Linked DNA regions of Homo sapiens: region 1 is linked to region 2. Evidence: chromatin loops called from intact Hi-C (ENCODE). Cell type or tissue: adrenal gland. All regions are shown on one strand. Each heading gives the region's core, and the rest is flanking DNA. Links, peaks and the distances in the headings are about the cores only. Region 1 overlaps CD81-AS1 (CD81 antisense RNA 1). Region 2 holds the start of LOC124902612 (a long non-coding RNA gene).

Region 1 (12,017 bases), core at 3,818-11,817, 52 kb after region 2:
GGGCGCTGGTTTGTTCTCACTGGGATAGGCGCCTGCCATGGATATGGATTTGTCTTCCCTGCACACAGTGCTTCTGTCGTCACTACCATCTGTGGGCTCAGAACTCCTCATCTAATGCCGTGCTGTCCACACAGCATTGCTTTGACGAAGGAACTCACTTTGCAGCCAAAGAAGCGTGGCAGTGGGCTCATGCTCGTGGTATTCACGGGTCTTACCGTGTTCTCCATCATCCTGAAGCAGCTGGCGTGATAGAACGGTGGAATGGGCTTTTGCAGACACAGCTCCAGCACAAGCTGGGTGGCAGTCCCTTGCAGGGCTGGGGCAAGGTGCTGCTCCAGGAGGCTGTCCGTGCTCTGAATCAGTGTCCAATATGTGGAGCTGTCTCTCCCACAGTCAGGATTCACCCGTCCGGGAACCAAGGGGCAGAAGTGGGAGTGGCACCACCCACCATCAGCCCCAGTGACCCACTAGCAGTGTTTTTGTTTCCTGTTCCCATGACTTTACGCTCTGCTGGCCTAGGGGCCTTGGTTCCAAGGTGAGGAATGCTGCCACCAGGAGACACAACAATGACTCCATTGAACTGGAAGTTAAGGTGGCACCTGGGCAGTTGGGGCTCCTCAAGCCTCAGAATCAACAGGCCGATAAGAGAGTTTGGATGCTGGCTGGGGATTGATCCAGAGGACCCAGGGGACATCGAACTGCACTCCACACCAGAGGTGCGGAAGAGCACGGGGAATGCAGGAGGCCCCTTAGGGCTTCTTTAAGTGTAACCACACCCTGTGGTTAAGATCCCTGGGGCCAGGCTCGGTGGCTCACGCCTGTAATCCCAGCACTTTGGGAGGCCGAGGCGGGCGGATCACGAGGTCAGGAGATTCAGACCATCCTGGCTAACACGGTGAAACCCCATCTCTACTAAAAATACCAAAAAATTAGCCGGGCATGGTGGCAGGCACCTGTAGTCCCAGCTACTTGTGAGGCTGAAGCAGGAGAATGGCGTGAACCCGGGAGGCGGAGCTTGCAGTGAGCCGAGATCGCGCCACTGCACCCCAGCCTGGGCGACAGAGCAAGACTCCGTCTCAAAAATAAAAAATAATAATAAAAAAATAATCCCTGGGAAAGCACAGCAATGCAAGTTTCCTTAGGAAACTACAGCAAGGCCGAGACCCTTAAGCACTGAGGCCTTGGGTCACCTGGCCAGGTACAGAACCACTACCGGCTGAGGTGCTTGCTGAGGGCAAAGGGACTACAGAATGGGCAGTGGTTATAAACACCAGGTACTCCTGTAGCTTGGCCAGTAGCAGAAATGAGGATTGCAACTTTCACGAGTGTTTCCTCTCCATTTTGTTAAGAAAGCATTTGTGCATATGTGTACATAAGTTAAGCAAATATCTGTTTTCTTTCCTCTCTTACTCCTTTATCATGTAACATAAGATCTATTGATTTTGTCTCAGTATCAAGGTATCGTGAATTTTACATGACAGTATTGAGGTCGTGCGATATCGGGAGAGTCGACATCACTCGAGGACTTCACCTCCTCTTCCAGGGAAGGAGTCAGTGCGTGTCTGGTTGTATGCGGGACAGTCATCACATGTTAGTTGGAACCATGACCTTGCTGCTGTCTATTTGGAGATGAAGTACGGTTTAAGGAGGTGTGTATGGGTTCCAAGCTGACAAGGAGTGAACTTGTGACGGTTCGTTTCAGCTGTCAACTTGACTGGATGAAGGGATATCCAGAGAGCATGAAAGCATTATCTCTGGGTGTGCCTGTGAGGGCATTTCCGGAGAGACTGGCGATTGAATCCGTGGGCTGAATAAGGAAGATCTGTCTTCACCCAAAGTGGGAGGGCACCATCCAATCCACTGAGGGCCCAGGCAGAACGGGAAGATGAATTCGTGCTCTCTTGCTCTCTCTTCCCCCACCAGAGCTGGGACACCCACCTCCTACTGCCCTTAGACATCAGAACTCCTGGTTCTCTGGGCTTTGGACCCTGGAACTTATACCAGTGGCCCCTCTGACTGCGAGTTACACTGTCGGCCTCCCTGGTTCTCAGATCTTCAGGCTTGAACTGAGCCACACTACCAGCCTCCCTGGGTCTCCAGCTTGCACAGACAGGGCAAATCATGGGACTTCTCAGTCTCCATACTCATGTGAGCCGATTCCCATCATAAACCCCCTTTCTTCCATCCATCCATCCATCCATCCATCCATCCATCCATCCATCCATCCAGCTATCTATCTAGCTACCGAGCTAGCTACCTGTATCTTTACTTATCTCTATCTATGTCTACCTATATCTATATCTCTGTCTACATCTCTATATCTATCTGATCTATCTCTATCTCTATGGTAATCTCAATCTGTCTGTCTGTCTGTCCGTCTCTCTGTCTATCTGTCTCCCTCCCTGTCTGTCTATCTGCCTGTCTGCCTGCCTGTCTATCTGTCTGTCTGCCTGTCTGCCTGTCTGTCTGCCTGTCTGCCTGTCTATCTGACTGTCTGCCTGCCTATCTGTCTGTCTGTCTGTCTTTATCTCTATGGATCTGTACTTATTTATCTATCTCATTCCGTGTATCTGTCTCTATATCTATACATCTACATCATGGAGGACTATGGTAGATGCTCACTGCTGTGCACTGCACCGTCCCTCCCAGCGGGACCACAGCACTGGTCCAGCCAGCTGCCCACAGCTCTCAGCTTGCTCCTCCCGAGGAAATGCCCTCAGCCAAAGGCAGCTGCCTCACCCATGGCTTCTCCCTGCCCTGGAAGCCACCTCTACCCAATGAATGGTCGATGGAGGAAGCAACAGGTCAGGTCCTTCACCTGAATTCATGGCCTCTCTAAAGGGCCCCTTCAGCTCCAAAAGCACCCGAGGCATCATCAGAAACCTTCTTTGCGAGTGGAGCACAGCTCAGCTGCCCCCACCTGCTCCTTCCCTCTCTCACAGCCTTTGTCCCCAAGAGCACTTGCCACTTTACCCTTGACCTACATGTCTCTATCTGGCAGTGTCTCTTGGGGAACCGAACCTCAGACAGTTTGCAAGCAACAAATTCCAAAGGTCGTGCCTGGGCCTGGAGCTCTGCTGACATGGAAGCCATGCCCACCTGGGACCTGAGGGTGTTTCTTGTCTCACAGGCCTGATATTGAGTGGTGTGCATCTGCATACCCAGGTGGTTGTTAAAACACAGAACGGCTTCCATGCTGGTTGAACGACCCCTACCTTGAGCCTCCAGGTGTCCCCCAGAGGCCACCCCGGTTCCTTCCCCCAGGGTCCAAGCAGGGCACGACAGACAGCTTCTGGAACATCACTCAATGCCGTGGCCAGCCCCATTCTGATGGGTCTGCACCAATCGGGGCTGCTTGTTAAGCATGACTAAAGTCTCCTGCAGTCGTCTGCTAGGACTGCCACAGCAAAGCGCCACAGTCTGGCAGCCTTCACAGAGACATTTATCTCCCCAGCCCTGGGGGCCTCAAGTCCAAGCTCAAGTTGTTGTTGGGGCTGGTTCCTTCGGGGGCTACGAGGTGGCCTCTGCCCAGTCCCTCCAGCCTCTGCCCAGTCCCTCCAGCCTCTGGGGCTCCCAGGCAGCCTCGTGTTTCTTGGCTCGTGGAGCATCACTCTAATCTCTGCCTTCACCTTCACATGGCGTCCTTCCTGTGTGTGCGTCTGCATCCAACTTCCCCTGTTCCTAAGGTCACCGGTCAGATCTGAGCAGGATACTAATGGCCATATCTTAGTTACATCTGCAGTGACCCTATTTCCAAATAAGGTCACATATGAGGCACTGAAGGTCGGGACTGCAACATGCTTGTTCTCCTATCATGGAATCAGACCAGCAGGTGGGTCACATTCCGCCAGAGGGAGAGTGGGCAGACGCCCAAAGGGCTGGATGTATACAGCTCCAGGAAGAACCGCAGTTGCAGCTGCTTGGACAGGTGTGGGCACTCACAGCCTCCCATGACAGCCCTGGCTGGGGGCTCCATCCACAGCCCCTGGTGGGGTGGGGCAAGGCCCTTCCTTCTGACCCACAGGACCTTGGACCCCTGGGGCACTGCAGAGGGACTCAGGGTCAGACCAGCAGCCTTTGACATGGCCAAGAGTGAAAGTGATGGGGACCCACGAGCCATCAGAGCTCTGTCTCCAGAGCCTGCACAGGGAGTGTTGGGACAAGGAGCAAAGGAATCGGGAGCACATCAAGGCAGGCACCAGATTTGGAAGAACGCCCCGGGGGAGGTGCTCCCAGGCGAGTGGGGCAGAGGGCAGTCTCCTCCTGGGCTTCCCTGGGTCCCAGCCCGGCCCGGCTGGGCGTCCCACTGTCTTTGGTGTGGTGTGCTCCCTGCCTGTGGCCCTGTGATGGGAGTCCTGCTTCTCTAAACAGTGAGACCCTCACAGAACCCGTCAGCATGTCCAAAGCACCTGGAGGAGAAAAGATTTGTCTCCTCATTCGTCACTAGGTTCATGGTTGAGGCTCTCACAGCAAAAGACAGATTAACAAGAGAAAAGCAGACACATTTATTCAATATAAGTTTCATCTCGTATAGGAGCCTTCGGAAATGAGGACCCAGCACTTCGGGAGGCCGAGGTGGACAGACCATTTGAAGTCAGGAGTTCCGAGACCAGCCTGGCCAACATGGTGAAACCCCATCTCTACTAAAAATACAAAATTAGCCGGGCATGGTGGCATGTGCCTGCAGTCCCAGCTACCGGGGTGGCTGAGGCAGGAGACTTGCTTGAACCCGGGAGGTGGAGGTTGCAGTGAGCCGAGATCACGCCATTACACTTCAGCCAGGGTGACAGAGTGAAACTCCGTCTCAAAAAAAAAAAAAAAAAGAAAAAGAAAAGGAAAAAGAAATGAGGACCCAAGGGAAGAGGGAAACCCGTGTATTTTTATGTGGAGTTTGATGGAGAGTCATGCAGAGTGTGATTGGATTAGACAAAGTGGGTGTACTCGTCCGTTCTTGCACTGTATAAAGAATACTTGAGACTGCGTAATTCATAAAGAAAGGAGGTTTACTTGGCTTACAGTTCCCCAGGCTGTACAGAAAGCATGGTGCTGGCATCCACATGGCTTCTGGGGGCGGGCTCAGGAAACTTACAATCATGGCGGAAGGCAAAGGAGGAGCTGGCACTTCACGTGGCCGGAGCAGGAGGAAGCCCAGAGGGAGAGAGGGGAGGTGCCATATGCCTTTAAACAAGCAGGTCTCATGAGAACTCACTATCACGAGAACAGCACTGGGGGGAAATCCACCCCCATGAGCCAATCACCTCCAGCAGGCCCCACCTCCAGCATTGGGGATTACAATTCAACATGAGATTTAGGCAGGTACACAGATCCAAACCGTATCAGGGTGTGGCCTAATGGTGATACACTGGGGAGACTTGGCCTGTGGTCTTAGTCCATCGTGTGCTGTTAGAACAGAAAACCACAGACTGGCTAACTTATTGGCCCCTGGTCCTAGAGGCTGGGAGGTCCGAGATCGACAGGCCACCTCTGGCAAGGGTCTTTGTGCTGCCTTATCCCATGACAGAAGGGCAAAGAGAGGGAGAGAGAGACAGCCAGAGAGAAGGGGACCAAACTCATCCTTCTGTCAGAGCCCGCTCCCACGACAATGATGTTAGTCCATCATGATTACAGAGATGGGGGACACATTCAGACCACAGCAGCCCCCTCAACCCGCACACACTGCACATTGAGGGGAGGGCCGGGAGACTGGAAGGAAACATCAGAGTCTGGAGAAGACCACCAGGATCACCAGGGCTATGCTCTCACCCGGCACCCAGCACCGAGGGGCTCATGGGAAACAAGACGGGTCTCTCGGTGCACGAGTGCTGGGCACACATAGTCCACCGTGCATCCTGGGCTGATGATCTGGACCCTGGTCCTGTGCAGCCCTGGGGTGGGGCTCCAGGCTGAGATCAGCCACGTCTGGGGGAGGAGACAGTGTTCCCAGTCTCACCTTGCCCCACGGACTCTGACAGGGGTTGAAGAAGCAAGGAGGCTCCAAGGACTGGGGAGGGGGAGTCTGGCCGACGATCTAGGAGCATCAAGGCGCCTGCTCCCTCTCGGCGTGGCCCGGTCCTGTAGGTGGTCAGTTATGCAATGCCACTGCCTTCCTACCTCACAAGGAGGGTGGGTGGACTCAGAAGCCAGGCCCAGGCTTCCTTCTTGGCTCAGGCAAGGAACATAGGGGGCTTTGAGCTTTGCTTATTCATTTAACAACTGAACCCCTAGTCTGTGCCAGGCCCCCATTTAAATGGTCCCTGGGATACAGCAGGGTCCAGAATGGGCCCAGACCCTGCCCCCATAGCTGACCTTCTGGAGAGCCTGAGGAGTGAGGGGTGCCCTCCAGGCACGGCAGACGGGGCAGGCTCTGCATTCGGGGGCTCCAGCTGCTTTCCCACCACCCACCCACTCCACCCGAGCCCTTCTGGGTCAGCTGGGCTCCTGGCTCTGCCCGCCTGGGGTGCAAGACGCCAAGTTCCTTCCTGGACAGTGAGAGAACCATGCCAAAAAGAAATGAAAGGAAGGCAGACGGCGAGATGAGGGAGAGGGTGGGCACCCAGCCAGGGACCGCAGAGACGAGGAGGAGGCACAGAGACCCACTGTCCCCAGCCACTGCCAGTGAGGCTGGCCCAGGGCCAGGGGCTGGGCGTCCCTGGCATGCATGTGGCTCCCAGTGCCCCCACGTCCAACAGGAGTGGGGCGGCCCCCTCTTCTGCCACATCCCCATCCCACCTCCCATTCCATTCACTGGTCTCATTTTTAAGTTTTTCTCTCCCAGTTATTCAGGATTGATTTGGAGAGCAGAGCGATGGCTGCAGGTGGCTCTTCATTTTCCTTCACCTAAGAAGCAAACCATCATCCACCCCAAGCTTGTCTCTCCAGCCTGCCCCCTACATGAGGACAACCTCCCTCCTCTTCCACGGTGGCGCTGTTCCCACTGGAGGCCCAGGCTTGGCCATCCGTTCATTCTTGGAGTCCTCAAGAGATTGTCAGCTCTGCAGTGGGGAGCAGCCGCTGTCAAAGACCCTGGAACTTCCTCCCTGCTGCGTCCACCAACCCCCACTGCCCGCTGGGCACTCCCAACCTGAAACAAGCTTGCTCGCTGCAAAAGCCTCACCTCTGACCCAACTTCCCACTCCCAGGATACCCAACCTGGCCTTCCCTCTGGATACCCCTGTGGGCTCCCCTCTGCTGATGGGTTCCCCTCTCCAGCTGTGGCTTCCCTCTGCTGATGGGGTCCCCTCTCCAGCTGGGGCTCCCTCCACTGATGGGGTTCCCTCTACAGCTGTGGCTCTCTCCACTGATGGGGTCCCCTCTCCAGCTGGGGCTCCCTCCACTGATGTGGTCCCCTCTTCAGCTTGGGCTCCCTCCACTGATGGGGTCCCCTCTTCAGCTGGGGCTCCTCTCCACTGACAGGGTCTCCTTTCCATCTGGGGCTCCCTTGGCTGATGAAGTCCCTTCTCCAGGTGAGGCTGCTCTCTGCTGACAGGGTCCCCTCTCCAGCTAGGTCTCCTCTCTGTTGATAGGGTCCCCTCTCCGGGTGGGCTCCCCTCTGCTGACGGGGTCCTCTGATGGGGTCCCTACTCCAGGGGGGCTCCCCTCCATAGATGAGCTCCCCTTCCTGGGTTGGGTGACCCCTCCGCCCTATCTGTGTCTGCAGGTTGGGGCTAGGCAGTGCTGGCCAGCATCTGACAACCTCCCCTTTCTGTTCTTGGGCACTGCTCACTTATTCAGGTCTCAGCCAGGCAGCCCCTCCAATGGTAATCTTCAGAGTCCCCTTCAGCAACACAGCTTCCCCTCTGTGGCCCAGCTCATGCTGAAGTAAACAAGGCAATGTCATTAACGGCTGGTATCAGCTTGTACGGGGAACCAGTGGCCCCAGAAGCCTCTGGGGAGGCCCAGGCTGTGAGGATCAGGGGTCCGGAAGAGCCTCTAGAGCGGGAGAAAGAGGCCTCAGGGGTCCCTCCTCACAGGGGATGGTGACAACACGGTAGGGAATGGAGGGGTCAGGGCTGGGTCCAGGACACGGTGACCCTGGCCAGAAAAGGCCGGGCCTGGCTGGCACCCGCACGAAGGGAACGGAGCCAGTGTGGAAAAGCAGGCCCGCGTCCTCTTCTGCACTCCCAGCCCCTTTAAACTACACACAGCTTGTAGGAAGGGGATCAGAGGCCCCTGGGCGTCCCATGGCTATGCTGCACCTGGGGACATGAAGCCTAGGGTAGCTCAGCCAGCTCTGGTCACGGCTGACAGACAGCCTCACCCCAACAGCCTCACCCATCCCTCCTCAGGGAACAGGGTCCTAACAAGCTGCTTTCCCCATCCCAGTGTTGAACAAAAACTCATGGGTTTAGACAAGAGTGAAGGTGACTCCTCCACCACCCATCCCACCTCCAGCAGGCAGCCACCCCCAAAATTATTGATTTATTAATAAATCAATGACAGGTGCCAGCCAGCCCCACCTGTCCCCAACCTGCAAATGCAGACAGGGGTCACTTGGTCCAGGGAGAGGAGACCCTCAGTGGAGGGGAGACACCCTGGAGAGGGGACCCCATCAGCAAAGGGGAGCCCCAGCTGGAGACAGTAAATAGGCAGACTATTCACTGTCTTCCCCCTCAAGCCAGGCCCACAGAGTCACAGAGTATAGCCACCAGCCTCCTGGGCCCACCCGGGAGGCCCCAACCACACTCCCCCTGCTCAGCTCAGCCCGGATTTCTGGATTCTGCTGCCTGCCAGGGATCCTGAGGAGGAGATGGTATCAGAGCCTCACCAGCCCTTCTCATACCCAGGAGTCCTCATGATGATAACAGTGTGTGCGCCAGGCTGTGCAGGTGCTGGCCGGGATCCTCTGAGGGGACGAGATCTCCATGGGAGGGCACCACTCTGATGTCCATCCTGGGCTTCCGTGGCCCTGCCTGGCCACTGCCCGCTGCTCTTGGTCAAGATCATGGACCCTCAGAGGCCAACCAGGCCTCAGCCTGTGCCTACAGCATCCTCTCTACTGCCGGGCTTCTGAATTGCTCCTTCCTCCTGTCTCCCACCCAGAGCAAGAACGAAGGGGAGGCCCCCAGAGCCCTGCAGCGCCGGGAGAGACTCCCATCCCCACCCCGCATGCCATCAACACAAACTGCCGGAGAGTTTAGGGGATCCCACGACTTGGGGTCTCCAAAGAGACCCCCGGGACATCTCATCGAGACCCCCCTGGGCACTGCATGCTCAGGCTTCCCACCCCTGGCCCACCCCATGGGGTGTGCCCAGTCCCGCATCTCACCCCATATCCATGCATGCATGCATGAACCTGAAAGCACCCCACACCCTCTGGTGCTCAGTCCTCCCCTCCTCCCTGGGGTCCCCTCCCCTCCCTGCCCCCCAAGCCTTGCATCCCCCTGCAAACCTCACAAGGGGGAACTATTTCTGTCCTGAAAGCAGAGAGGGCCCTTTTCTTGGGACCTCTCCGCCATCTCTGCCTCCACTCCCAGCTGCTGTCAGCTCTGGCCTGGCCCCTGCAGGAAGCAATCACTGGTCTCCCTGTTTCCCATCTGGCCCCAAGGTCTGTTCTTGCCCTTCGACCAGAGAGGTTTGAAAGCACAACTCGGGCCCTGCGTGCCCTGCTCCCCAGGGCTCCACACCTCTGAGCACCCGCGCAGTAACGGAGGCTCCCAGCCCCGCCTCGCCCCAGGGTCCCCTCCAACACTCTCTGGCCTTGGGCCTTTGCTATACCCGGGGCCTGGAAGGGCCCCCTCATCCCCCAAGTGTCAGGCAAAGGTCTCAGAGCACTGTCCCTGCCCGGCGTGCTTGGTCCTGACTGCTAGGCCCCAAATCATTCCTTTTCCCATTACCTCTTGGTTTCTCTGTAGCTGGGGTCACTACCCCAAATTCTTGAATTGACTGACGTGTCCAACTATTTCATGTTTTCCCCCTCTACACTGGGAGCCCTACAAGGGCAGGGCCCCCTGGGCAAGAATAGTGCCAGCCAGGAGCCCCTGGAGAAGATAGCTACACATGTGCCCCAGGCCCCAGATGGCACTCAGCCCTGCCTGTCAATGCTGGACATAGGGCAGTTTTTATCCTGGCTTTCTACACAAGGAGGAAAGACTAACCATGCCAGCGGGCAGCGGCCGGATCACGTATGTCAGTAGAACTCTGACCCCTGAGAAGCCTGGAAGCCAAACCACACCTCTGTAGCAATCACGCCACAGACTCAGGCCACGGCTAACGGCTGCCAGTTCACCTATTTTTGCCCCCAACTCAAGACCAACTGGAGGAAGGCAAATATGTCCCTGACGAAGGGTGGCCGCCTCCAGCCTCCCCAGCCCAGAGCCTCAGCCTCCCCAGCCCACTGCCTCCAGCAACACACATCTGAAGCCTTCTCTGTTGGTTGGTTTTATTGGTATTTTGGAAGATTGTTTGTTTTTTGTTATGAGATGGAGCCTCGCTCTGTCCCCCAGGCTGGAGTGCAGTGGCGCGATCTCGGCTCACTGCAAGCTCCGCCTCCTGGGTTCAAGCCATTCTCCTGTCTCAGCCTCCCGAGTAGCTGGGACTACAGGCACCCGCCACCGTGCCAGGCTGATTTTTTTGTATTTTTAGTAGAGACGGGGTTTCACCATGTTAGCCATGATGGTCTTGATCTCCTGACCTCATGATCTGGCCATCTCGGCCTCCCAAAGTGCTGGGATTACAGGCGTGAGCCACTGCACCTGGCCTTTGGAAGGTCTTTTATACCTTTATTGAGATAAAATTCTTATGACATAAAACTTAGCATAAACTGTAGACTTAGTTGGTGTGACTTTAGAGTAGTCTCAGAATTGTGCAACCATCACCACTGCCTACTTTTAGAACATTTTCAACATCCCAAAGACAGAACCCCGTAGGCACCTGTTAGCAGCCACTCCCCACCCAGTCCACGAAGCCCCAGGCAGCCACTCACCAATCTACTTTCCATTAATTTGCCCATTCTAAACACTTGAAAAAAATGGTATCACAATGGTCTTTTGGGTTTGGCTTCTTTCCCTCAGCATCATACCCTCAAAGTTCATCCATGTTGTAGCTCGTATCGGTACTTCATTCATTTTTATGGCTGAATAATATTCCACTGTATGGATAGACCGATATTTTGTTTATTTATTTATTCATTGATGAACATTTGAATTGTTCCCACTTTTTAGCTATTAAAACTAGTGCTGGCTGCGTGCAGTTGCTCATGCCTGTAATCCTAGCACTTTGGGAGGATGAGGCAGGCGGATCACTTGAGGCCAAGAGTTTGAGACCAGCCTGGCCAACATGGTGAAACCCCCATCTCTAATAAAAATACAACAATTAGCCAGACACGGTCATGCGTGCCTGTAATCTCAGCTACTCAGGAGGCTGAGGCAGGGGAATCTCTTGAATCCGGGGGGCAGAGGTTGCAGTGAGCCAAGATCGCGCCACTGCACTCCAGCCTGGGCAACAGACCAAGACTCTGTCTCAAAAAACAAAACAAAACAAAACAAAACAAACCAGTACTGCTATGAACATGCATGTGCATATTGTTATACAGACATATGCTTTCATTTCTCTTGGATACACACACACACACACACACACACACACACACACACACACACACACGTATATCTAGGACTGGAATTGCTGATTTTTATGGAAACTCTATATTTAGCATTTTGAGAAACGGCCAGTCTGTTTTCCGAAGTGGCTGCACTATTTTGCATTCCCACCAGCAATGAAGGAGGGTTCCAATTTCTCCATACCTCTGCCAACACTTGTTATTGTCTGTCTCTTTTATTTATAGCCATCTTGATGGGTGCATCGTGGTATCTCGCTGTGTTTTGATTTGCATTTCCCTGATGACTAATGATGGGGACATCTTTTCATGAGCTTATCGGTCATATGTACATCTTCTTTGGAGCAAGCTCTATTCTAATCCTTTGCCCATCATTAAAGGTAGGTGGTTTGTCTTCTTGTTGATAAGTTAGAGTTCTTTACATGTTTAGATACTAGTCCCTTATCAAATAGATGATTCACAA
Region 2 (12,017 bases), core at 2,560-10,559:
AGGTGGGTGAGGGCCAGCAGCTCCCTGGTGGGGAGGGACCTATGCTGTACCCCTGCCTTCGCCCCAGTCTCATTTTCTTAAAGCCCCTCAGCCCACCCCCTCCTGAGCTGATGCCCCTCGGGTTTGAGGGAGGGAATGAGGAGGAAGAAGAAGGAAAGCCACTGGCTTGGCCTTAGGGGTTGACTAGAAGGAGCAGAGTGTTCCAGAAAATGAGACCTGAGGGCCAGCGCTCCTGATGGCCTGGTGGGGCAGACGGTACCAGTGGGGAAGGGACCTGGAGACCCGCGGACTGGGGTGTCGCAGCCTCCACCCCCTCCACGGAACAGCACCCATCCTTCCGTCCTGGATGCTGACCTGCCTGGAGGAGGGTCCGGCCTAGCTGACCGTGGGCAGGGGCCAAGGGCGTCCCCGTGGAAAGGCCAGCAGCTTGGAGAGGAAGGAGGCCTCCCTGGCCCAGCAGAGAATGAGAGCTCGGTAGCAGAGCCAGCCCCACCTTCCCCTTGAGAGCCAGACCTGGTGAGAGCCCCCAGGGCAGCCGGGCGGCACCAGGGACAGCCACGGGCAGGGTCATGGAGTGGGGCAGGAGAGCCTGGCAGGTCACAAGAGGTGATTTCTTGGAGCCCTAGCTGGAGTCCTAGTGGCCTCGTGTATTCAAGTGCCTGGTTGCCCAGGGCCCTCAAACACAGGCTTGGCCATGAGAGATACCGAGGCTGGTAGCAGGCAGGTCCTCTGGCTGAGCTCTGCAGGGGGCCTGCTGTGCAGTTTCTTGAGCTGTGCTGGCAGCCTGAGTGTGGTGGTCCCCACCGTGGTTTGCAAATGGGGGGACTCAGGCCCTCTGGGGGTGGGGGGAGCTCAAGGTTACCCTGGCAGTGCCGGGGCTGGATGGGGGCTCCAGGCTTACGACAAAGGCTCTTGGCCCCAAAGTGCCCACCCACCCCTGGCATCATTTGGGAGGAACCGCCTGAACCAGGTGGGAGAAACACCATTTTATCAGGCCCAGAAGGATCCCAGAGGGGCTGAGCCCCCAGAAGAGGGCTGTGGCTTTGAGGACTGGCACAGGAGTCTTACCAGGGTGGTGAGCTGGGCCAGGTCCGTGTTTCGGCCTCACGTTTCCTGTCCACTGAGGGGTGGTCTGGCTCATTTGAGGTCTGGGTCACAGTGTGGGTGGCCGAGGTCAAGACAGCTGCCAGGGTTCCCCGGGCTCGTCTGGGGCAGCTGCGGCCCATGCCCCATGCTTCTGTGTGTTTATGGCTCTGATCGTGGAGCCACAATTCTGGAGGGGAGGGGGCCATACAGGGGCCACAGGACAGAACGCAGCTGGGGCCTGCTCTCCAGGAAGGGAAGGGGGTGCAAGAAGATAGATGCCCCAGCCGGGCTCACCTATGGCCTGTCCCAGCCCCAGGCAGCATCCCCCACACACATGGTCCTTGTCTGGCCCGTGCGCCCAGCTGCCCTTCAGGGGTCAGTTCTCAGGGCCTTGCCTGACCCCAGGCAGGGGACTGGGGCTTCCTCCTGGGCCTCTGGTCCCCATCTGCCCCTCCCAGTGGGTCTTGACTTCTGGCATCATCTGTGTCAGGCCTGGTGGCCATGGAGGTGGCCTGGGTGAAGGAGCTCTGAATATGAAGTCAGTGTCCTTGGGCCGCCCTTGGGCAAGCCACTTTAACTTCCTGGGCCTCAGTTTCCTTTTCTGTGAAGGGAGCACCAAGATCCAGGGGCTGCATGGGTGGGAATGGCCAGGTGTGTGCAAAGACTCTTCCTCCTCACCTGCGTGCCTCCTGCCGTGCCCCGTTGCCCAGGCTGGTCCTCCAGGACGTGGGACTTGCTCGAAGCTGTCCTGGGTGTGGATGGAGTGGCTTTGGTGCCAGGGCCCGGGCCCTGAGCAGGAGGGGCGGCTGCACATCCCGTCTCCTGCCCTCCACCCTCAGGGCCCACCAGAGCCGAATGGGCTTCAACCTTGGGCTCCCTGTCCAACAAAGTCCTGCTGGCAGCCTAGACAGTGGCAAAGGCCAAAGGCCCCAAGCTGTTGGCACCGGAAACGTCGAGGTGAGAGCCGGGGGCCCAGAGCCCAGCCCGGCCCATTCACCCATTCCCCCTGTCCCTCCCCACAGGGCCACTGAGGTGTCCTGAACACAGGGTCAGGGTGACTCATGTGGTGCCCCTGCGGATGGGAAGGCAGAGGACAGAGGAGGGAAGGGACCAGCCACATGCCCTTGGTGGTGCCCTGTGGCCACAGACCCGGGCCCAGAGCTGAAAGTGGGGTGCCCCTCCACCTCCCCAACTCTTGCCCCAGGGAGTCCTGGCTGCCACTTCCCTGGGATGCTCATGCGGGCAGGAGGCGTGGACCGGGCTTCAGGGATGAATGTGGAGCTTGAGGGCTATTAATTACGTTCTCCTCGAGGGCTGAGAGCCACTTTGCCTTAACCCTCCCCCTGTGCCCTGACGAGTCTGCTTCGGGAATAATTCATGCTCAAATTAAGTACAGCAGTGTGGGGTGCAGCCTCGTCCTCACAGTCTGCCCCACCCTGGAGCCACTACCCTCCCTGGATCCTCCAGCCGCCGAGTGGGCTCAGGCCAGAGCCAGCTCTGTACCTGTGGGGCTGGTCCACAGGCCTCCTGCAGCTCCTGGTCCCCACCTGCCGTTCAGGACCTGTCTGTACCTTCCTGAGCACTTTCAGCAGACACAGGATGGGGTCGCCAAGCCCAGGCAGACACCAGGGAAGATCTGGTCATGGGGAAAAGCCCCCGGGCACCGGAAGACGGAGCTTAGTGCGTTGATACCTGTCAGGCAGCACCTTCCCCCAGGTGTCCTGAGAAACACAGGCCCCAGGCTCCTTCAGAGCCCCCAGAGCCTGGAATGGAGACAGACGGTGAAGCATCACCTAGGAGCCCAGGCCCCGTGGAGAGCAGCCGGCCCGGCCTCCAGGGCCCTCCAGGGCCAGACAACCGGCTTTGGGGTAGGAGGCCTACCTCGCTGAGCTCTGCTTCCCCAGTCGTGGGGAGAGCTGCTTGGCAGAGCCAGGCAGGGCAGGAAGAGCCAGGCAGGGCAGGCAGGGCAGGCAGGGCAGGCAGAGCCAGGCAGGGCAGGCAGAGCAGGCCCCTCAGCCACTAGCAGGAGTTGTCACTCTCGCCCATGCTGTGGTAATAATGACACCTTGCTCACAGCCTCAGAGGCACCTTTGTCCTCCTTGGGCCATGGCAGGCGCCTGACAATGGGAACAGTCATTGGAGTTGGGAGGGAAGCAGGAGGGGAGGTCCGAGCCAACCCCCGGGCCCACTCCGCTGGGCCTCCAGTCCTCACCAGGACCTCCACCCACGAGGACACAATGGCCAGGCCAGACTCCACCCCCATTTCACACTCACAGACGCTGAGGCTGAACAAGGCCCCCGCCCTGGCCGACAGTGGTGTGGCCAGCTTGGTGCCTGCCCGCCCCTGGGCACTGCGGGGAGGACAAGGCTGGCTGAGTCGGGGATGACTCACGGAGAGTGGTCTGACTTTTATTAGCATCAATGGGAGGGATGCATTAGGGTCAGGAGCCAAGTTTGGCCTGGAAAGTCCATCTGACTCCTGTTGGGGCCTCCAGGCTTGGGCAGGGCTGACCGAGAGCCTCCACTGCCCACTGCCCGCCCAGTTGGCCGCTGTCAGGGCCTGCCACGGGGGCTGGGCCCCAGTGCAATGAGGACCGCCGTAAGCCACCCTTCCTTTCTGGAGGGCAGGTGTGAGTGGCTAGAGCGGGCCTGGGGCTTCCATCCTCCCCCAGCCCTTTGGGGCAGCTGCTGAGCACCCCCTTCATGTGTCTTGACTGTCAGCATGGCATTTGGGGGAGAACTGAGGGCCTCTGAGGCAGGAAGGAGACATCAGAGGGCAGGGACCTCAAAGAGGGCCTCGCCCTGTGCCAGGAGACCAGCGACTCCTGGAGCAGTCACAGAAGCCTTCCTGTAGGAGGCGAGATTCCAGTTTGTCTTTGAAGGAGTAACTTGGCAGGGGAGAGCATCTTGCTTAGGAGGGTGGAGACATGAGGTCCAGGTGTTGGTGAGGTGTGGAGCGCAGGCAGCACATCCAGCCAGGCCCCGTCACCTTCCACCTTCTTCACCCCCTGCCCCACAGTGGCCTCGTCCACCCAGATCTGGCCTCAGGTGCCCAAGGCTTCTCTGGTCAAAAGCCTTACCCGGAGCCCAGCTGCCCGGGCTTCCAGAAGGCAGCCGGGTGATTCTTGGGAAAGATCTAGAATCCCCAAGCTTTCTGGGAGCTGAGGTCCTGGCACAGGGTCTCTCAAGCCTTTTCCACCAGGCCCAGCCCCATCCCCCATTTCCGGGTCAACAGTAGCGTGCTGGAAACTTCTGTGGGCCAACCTTGTAAGACCACAGCGGAGGCGGACGCAGAGCTTGGCCTCTGCTTTATCCTGCGGGACCCTCTGGGGGCAGGAGGGCCACTCTGACGGCCATTGTGTGAAGGCCCCATCGTTGATGTTGGGAAGCACTGTGACTGGCTGCCCAGGGACCCAGGTTCCGCTTTGGGGAGATCCACCTGCTACAAGGAGGGCAGTGCTGGGACGTCACTCAGCACTAAGGGCCCACTAGCGTTTGGGATGTCGTGGGGAGGGGGCTGTGTCCCCGGATCTCCCACCAGGGCCAGGACCTCCCTGTGGTCTCTCGGTGCAGGTGGAGGACGCCATGCTGGACACCTACGACCTGGTATATGAGCAGGCGATGAAAGGTACGTCCCACGTCCGGCGGCAGGAGCTGGCGGCCATCCAGGACGTGGTGAGCGTGGGGACGGCTGGGTGGCAGGGCGGTCAGCTTCTGCTTGGACTGCAGTTCAGAGAACAGGCGCAGGGTGGCCAGTGAGAGGTCTGGCCAGGCACCGAGGGGGTTCCAGGACACAGGCCAGAGTTGCCCCTCAGGGCTGGGGGCAAAAAGCTCCCACCCTCTGTCTGCCCAGGACAAGGCCGCCTACCAGATTCTCGAGGCCCAGTGCAAAACGAGAGGGCAGGGCCCTGTATTCAGAAACACTGAAGGATTTCAAGAGCATTAAAGCAAATACGGGGCCGAACATAGTGGCTCACACCTGTAATCCCAGCACTTTGGGAGGAGGTTGAGGCAGGTGAATTGCTTGAGCCCAGGAGTTCGAGACCAGCCTGAGCAACATAGGGAGACCTTGTCTCTACTTTAAAAAAAAAAAAAAAAGAAAAGAAAAAATAAAAGCACATACAGCGCACAGGCCCTGTGAACAGGGCGGGGAAGCTGCCTGGCTCCAGCAGGTGTTCTGTCACCAGCAGGCAGGCAGCGCAGCTTGAGAGAGCTCCCCTTACCAGGGCCCGGCTGTGCAATGGCTGGAGCCCCAGCAGAAGCAGCTGCAATACCAGTAGCCCCAGCCCTGGCCTGCAGGGAACCCCACCTGGATACTTGTGGTGCCTCAGTTTCCCCATATGTGCTGCCCGCCTCCTGGGGTCTCGGGAGCACATCACCACTCCCTCCCTTCTGTTCCTGTAGTTTCTGTGCTGTGGGAAGAAGTCTCCTTTCAGCCGTCTGGGGAGCACAGAGGCTGACCTGTGTCAGGGAGAGGAGGCGGCGAGAGAGGTGAGGGGGGGACCTGGATGCTGGCCAGGCAAGACCCTCGGGGGCTGGACACCCTGGGGCCCAACCCCAAGACCCAGGGCCATCCTCCCACCCCACCCCTTGGCCTCCCCAGACCCTTGGGAACTGCCGCTGAAGGGCTCAGGGAAGGTTCTGATGTGATCGGAGGCTAGTTAGGGTTCATGGTACGCCAAGCCCATTGGGTGGCCAGGCTGGGCTCAAGACATAAACACAGGCCCCTTTGCCCAGCTGGACGCAGGCCCCATGCGCCATTCACTCCTTCAAGCCAGTTCCAGCCTGGGGACTTCCCAAGGCCAGCTAAGTCCACAGAAGCCTCTTGGAGTGCACCCATGAGGGCTCTGTGCCAAGGGCTGCAGGGCTGGTGTGGTGGGCTCTGTCTAGGGGGAAGGGTGCAGGCGTCCTGGGGGGCATCAGAAGGAGTTGAAGGGCACTCAGAGGAGAAGAAGTAGGCCAGGGTGTGGCCAGGGCTTCAGCAACAACAGAGCGGGGCCCGAGGCCAGGAAGCCTTTCCTCCCCAGGGCCCTGGGAGAGACTGGGCCCTCCTCTCTTTCTCCTGGTGCCCGGCAGCCCTCCCCCAGCCCACCCTGCCCCCTCCCTGCTCCCCTCCCCGCTCCCCTCCCCTACTGTCCTGGAAACAAACCCACCCTATCTCACAGTGGGAGGCACCTGGCGACCCTCCAAGAAACAGAGGGGAGGAGAGCAAATGGCTGGAGGCCTGGTGAGGGGTGGAGCCACAGCCAAGGCTCTGAGGGCAGAAGGGCTGGCGCTGAGGATGGTGCTGGGGAGGGACCAGCGGCATTGGGGGCAGGGCTAACAGTCAGGACCCCTGTGCCACCCAAGGAGAGACTGAAAAGGCCCCCGACTGAAAAGCAGGAGCGAGGGCCTGCCTCGAGCACCCTTGGGATGGCAGGGCCATGGGCCCGACTGCAAAGCCTCCTGGGGAGCCGGAAGAGCCAGCACAGGCGGCAGGCACGGAGCCACCCAGATGGGCTGGCATGGGCGGGAGGGAGGCAGACCTGCCTGCGGGGGACAGGAGGGTGAGCCCTGAGACCCTGCGGAGGCCTCCACAGGCCGCCCCAGTTGCCATCATCTCCAGGGTTCAGAGACAGGCCTGCCACCTCCCTTTTCTGAAAAGATGCCTCTGGGTGCCATGCCCTGGGGTGGCACTGGAAGCCTGGGATGGAACCAGGAAGCTGGGACTGTGCGGGGACCCCCCTCACACCCCTCCACCAGCTGGCTTCCTGCCCTCCCTGTTAGCCATCACCCTCTGGTCACCAAGGTGCTGTGCCCGGCCCTGGGCTGGATGCTGGGAACCCAGAGTGAATTCGAAGTGGCCCGGCCCAGGGGAGCCAACGTGTGGCCCAACATGGACGCTCAGGACAGCTGGGAGACGGCACCGGCCGGGCCCAGGGCAGTGCCAGAGTGCCCACAGAGGCCAGCCCTGTCCCACTGGGCTTCACCTGCTCGTGCTGCCTTTCCCTAGAGCCCTGGGGGCTTCCTAGGAATGTGCCGCACCCGCCGCCCTGCTGCCCTGGCATTGGCCTAGGTGGGCGCTGCAGCTCCATGGCCCCACAGAGGCCGCTTGTCCAGGCAGGGAGGGCCGCTCAGGGCGGGTACCATGCCTGCTGCCCTCTCACAGGACTGCCTTCAGGGCATCCGGAGCTTCCTGAGGACACACCAGCAGGTCGCCTCCAGCCTGACCAGCATCGGCCTGGCCCTCACGGTACCCTCTCGCCTCCCTCACTGCCCCTTCCCACCTCCTGCCCCTCAGCCTGCCCAGCCCCCGACTCAGATGGAAGGGTGACCCGGGACAGGATCTCTGGTCTTGAGCCTCACTGGCTGCCAACCTCAGGGAGCTGCTCTGGTGTGACAGGGCCTGCCTCCTACAGCTGGGCCGCCCCCTTACACTGCAGAGTCCTGATGCTTCCTGGGGAGGGGCGCCCGCACCCTGGGGCAGTGGGGCAGCCGCGGGTGTCTCCCTCCCAGGTGTCCGCCTTGCTCTTCAGCTCCTTCCTGTGGTTTGCCATCCGCTGTGGCTGCAGCTTGGACCGCAAGGGCAAATACACCCTGACCCCACGGTAGGGCCCCCTGCCTGCCCCCACACCCTCTGGAAGGGTCCTCCAGCTCTGCTCGAGAGGCATCTGCTCTGCCAGCTGCTAGGAGGGAGCCCCGGGACCAAGCCCCAGGCTGACACTGTAGAGGAAACGCTTTGGGGGTGGCTGAGCACCAGGGTGGGGTGGGAGACCTGGAGAGTTTCCAGACCCAATGCACCGCACCCCATGGCCCACATGGGGACCCCCCTTTGCTTACCCCCAGGCCTTACCAAGACCTGGAGATGGATGCTTCTGGGCCTCCAGGTTATAGCCCCAGGCCAGGATCTCTGTGCTTGAATACCCCAGAGCTCCTCATGCTTAGGGGGCAGGGAGGGTCCAACCCACAGCCAGGCAGCTCTTCCTGCCCCCACGGAGCCTGGCCCGTCTCTGCCTGCCATGCCCATTAACCCACCCACTTGCTCTTCCTGGCCATCCAAGCCCTCATCCCTGGGTCCTCTGCATTCTACAATAGCCTCACAGTCCCGTCTAGAACATTCTGCAACAGCCTCACAGTCCCCCTAGAACATTCCACAGCAGCTCCATAATCCCCTCCAGAACATTCTGCAACAGCCCCATGATCCCCTCTAGAACATTCCACAATAGCCTCACAGGTCCCCTGTAGAACATTCCACCACAGCCCCATGATCCCCTTGCTCCTCAGAGCATGTGGCCGCCAGCCCCAGGAGCCCAGCCTCTTGAGATGCTCCCAGGGTGGACCCACACATTGTCTCCACTCCGAAGCAGTTGCTATTGGTCCAAGAGGATGCTCGGGTAGTCTTCGGTGGCTGCAGGAGAGCGATGCTGCGCCTCTGCCCCTCTCCTGCCACCTGGCTGCCCACAGAGGTGAAGACGCCCCTGCTGTCAGCCCTCATGGGATCCCTGAGGGGAGGGTCCGAGCTGTGAGGAGGGAAGGGAGTGAAGGCCCAGCCAGAGAGCCAGGCTCCATTGGGAACAGATGCAAGGGTAAGGGGTAGCTCACCAAATCCCTCCATGGGAACGGGCTGGGAGCAAGCACAAAGGAAACCACACTGGAGGCAGCAGCCCAGGGCAGACTGCAAGACACTGGTGGCCCACGGCCTGGAGGGCTCCACCCAGACACAAGCTGCACTGGTTTTCTATGCTGCGTAAGAAGCAGCATGGATGTAAGGACTGCAAGCAGTGCCCATTTATGATCTCGCAGCTCTCCAGGGCAGAAGTCGCGGTGGGCTCAGTGGGTGCCCTGAGCGGGGTCTCTCAGACTGACGTCAGGCCTTGGTGGGCTGCACTCTCACCTGGAGGCTCCGGGGAAGCATCTGCCTCCAGGACCATTCAGGCTGTTGACAAGTCAACTCCTCATGGCTGTAGGACTGAGGTTCCCAAGTCCTTGTCCCTGGTCCTGTGGTCCCTCCACCTTCAAACCAGCAATGGTGCATTGAGCAAATTGTGGTCAAATATACATCACATCAAATTTACCATCTTAACCATTGTTAAGTGTATGGTTTGTGGCATTAAATACATTCACATTGTTGTGCAACCATCACCACCATCTATCTCCAGAACTTTCCATCTTCTCAAGCTGAACCTCTGTCCCCAGTAAACACCAACTCCCATTCTCTGCCCCGGTCCCTGGCACCCACCATCCACTTTTCGTCTCTATGGATTCAGCTGCTCCAGGAACCTCATATGTGTGGGGTCACACAGGATTCATCCTTTTGTGTCTGGTTTATGTCACTTACTGTTATGTCCATAAGGTCCATCCGTGTTGTAGCCTGTGTCAGAATTCTTGAAAGAGAAATCTTATCAGCTTTCCCATCATCTCACAGCCACATGGTCCGTGATTAAGGCAGGACATTTAGTGGGAAGCGTGGAGCATTTTAGATATTCTGCCTGCCACACCCACTCTTACTGGACGTTCAGACCACGTTGATGACGAATTAGCTCTAATGGTCCCTAAATGTTTGCACAATTTGCTCAAAATTCTAAGTCCTGGGTGGAACGCCAAGTTGGCCCAGCCTAGGCCAAGGTCCTAATGAAGCCGACAAAAGAGAAGGAATGTCAAGGCCCTTCTAACTTCCATAGAGGGTGTGTGGCCCCATCTCCCACCAACAATCCTGTAATCCCAACACTTTGGGAGGCCGAGGCAGGAGACTGCTTGAAGCCAGGAGTTTGAGACCAGCCTGGGCAACATGGCAAGATCTTGTTTCTACAACAACAACAAAAAGAAAACATTAGCCAGGCATGGTGGCACACACCTGTGGTCCCAGCCACTCAGGGGGCTGAGGTGGGAGGATCTCTTGAGCCCAGGATGTCGAGGCTGCAGTGAGCCATGATCACGGTACCGCACTCCAGCCTGGGTGACAGAGTGAGACCCTGTCTCAAAATATAAACAAATAGGCGGGGGGCAGTGGCTCACGCCTGTAATCCTAGCACTCTGGGAGGCCGAGGCAGGCAGATCTCTTGAGGTCAGGAGTTCAAAGCCAGCCTGGCCAACATAGTGAAACCCCATCTCTACTAAAAATACAAAAAAAATTAGCCAGGTGTGGTGGCGGGCGTCTGTAATCCCAGCTACTGAGCAGGCTGAGGCGGGAGAATCGCTTGAACTTAGGAGGCAGAGGTTGCAGTGAGCCGAGATCGCACCATTGCACCCCAGCCTGGGTGACAAGAGCAAAACTCCATCTCAAATAAATAAATAAATAATAAAAATAAATAAAGTACAAAAAAATTAGCTGGGCATGGTGGTGGGTGCCTGTAATTCCAGCTACTCAGGAGGCTGAGGCAGAAGAATCACTTGAAGTCAGGAGGTGGAGGGTGCAGTGAGCCAAGATTGCGCCACTGCACTCCGGCCTGGGTGACAGAGCAAGACACCATCTCAAAAAAAAAAAAAAATTTAATATATATATATATATGTGTGTGTGTGTGTGTGTGTGTGTGTGTGTGTGTATACATATATACACATATATGACTAACTAAATAAATAAATGCTAATAAATAAAATAAATAAATTAAAATAAATCTCCAAACTAGAAGAGTAAGGACTAACAGGGCCAAGAGGTAAACTTTTGTGAATGTTCCAACCATAAGTGCTGCCCTCACTCTCACCCGTAGGCCCCCGGCCTGTGGATTCTGGTTTAGGGGAACGGCACCATTCACCAGGGTCCAGGGTCATATGCTGTAGGACTCTCTGCAGTCTTGTGGTGGCATCTTCCAGCTGAGCTCCTAAATAATCCTGAGTGGTCCTGAGAAGCCAGATCACCATCCCACAGGGGTGGGTCCTGTGGAGGGACAGGGTACATGGAACCCTAGTGAATCCCATGGGGTCTCCCCACTGCCCTGTCCTTTGGCTGTAAAGGCGATGCCTTGGCTGGAAACAGCAGTACGTGCAGGAGCAGGCAGTAGGCTGGGAAGGAAAGTGCCGGTGCCGGAGGAAGCAGTGCTAGTGGAGGGGAGTGGGTCCAGATCAAGAAGGGTTAAGTGCAGTCATCTTTCCCATCATCTCATAGTTGCACGGTCCAGGGATGAAGACAGGACAGTTAGCAAGGAGAGGGGAACCGGATCATTTAAGACCACAGCTGGAAGATGTCCCTGAATGTTTGCACAATTTGTTGAAGGTTCTAAGTCCCGGGTCGAACACCAAGTTGGCCCAGCCTAGGCTGAGGCCCTAATGTAGCTTGGCTAACAAGAGAGAAGGAATGTTGGGGCCCTTCTAACCTCCATAGGGGGGTGTGGCCCCCCATGAAGTGGAAATAGTGCCAGTGGGGGAGCATCAAGGAGCAGGGCCATATCCTATAGGACTTCACTGCAGTCTTGCGGTGGCATCTCCCAGCTGTGCTCCTAAATGATTCTGTCCCCTCCGCACTAAATGTCCTCCCTTCGTCCCTGGGAAAAGCTAGACCCTCTCCATGAAGGAAGGCGTCCAAAGCCAGTCAGCCCTTGGCCAGGTGACCAATCGGTCTCCCATGAGATGTGGTGCGCTTCTGCGGGGCGGGACGGCACACTGCTGACCTTGATCGGGCATCGGCTGCAGTGCAGGGGTGTCTGGAAGAGCTTGGTAAGCTGAGTCCCTGTGGCTGGGCCACGGCGGCTCCCCTCCCCTCCATGTCTGCCTCAGGGCAGCAACAGCTCCCTTGGGGCAGAGGCTGCCTGTCTGCCACGGGTTCCAAGAACCTTATTAGAGTACAGTACCCCATGCGCTTGACAGTATGCCCAGCCTGTCCAGCTACAGGACTCAGCAGACAAACAACACCCAGGTCAGACTACACCTGATGCCCATAGACAGGGCTCAGTCTCCACCCAGGCCCAGGGGAAACCGAGCGCTGTATATCCAAGCGAGAAGAGGTCCTGGACACAGAG

What was found. Peaks named below come from ENCODE experiments on the same cell type or tissue, not always from the same donor. Only the 100,000 strongest peaks of a DNase experiment are listed, where the experiment ranks them.
Region 1: a loop joins it to region 2, with 2.0 times the contacts of the local background. A loop is called at or near these places in 55 of 110 quality-filtered maps.

The regions. Positions count from the first base shown.
Region 1 is chr11:2,359,912-2,371,928 of GRCh38, forward strand. All of the region lies in intron 1 of CD81-AS1 (CD81 antisense RNA 1), which reads right to left. LOC105376520 (a long non-coding RNA gene) reads right to left here. Exons shown (of 2, transcript XR_930983.2): 2 at 11,564-12,017. Among named protein-coding and RNA genes, the nearest start is that of CD81, 11 kb to the right of the region's middle. RefSeq lists an enhancer at 172-960. In adrenal gland, for the core only: no CTCF peak of the experiment used is centred there; no DNase peak of the experiment used is centred there.
Region 2 is chr11:2,308,995-2,321,011 of GRCh38, forward strand. TSPAN32 (tetraspanin 32) reads left to right here. Exons shown (of 10, transcript NM_139022.3): 5 at 4,660-4,761; 6 at 5,491-5,577; 7 at 7,235-7,318; 8 at 7,582-7,673; 9 at 8,350-8,531; 10 at 8,869-9,210. The coding sequence ends at 8,930. LOC124902612 (a long non-coding RNA gene) reads right to left here and starts at 5,493. Exons shown (of 2, transcript XR_007062552.1): 1 at 5,396-5,493; 2 at 3,471-4,809. RefSeq lists an enhancer at 3,564-4,169. In adrenal gland, for the core only: no CTCF peak of the experiment used is centred there; DNase peaks (open chromatin) are centred at 6,010 and 6,107; H3K27ac peaks cover 1,341 bases.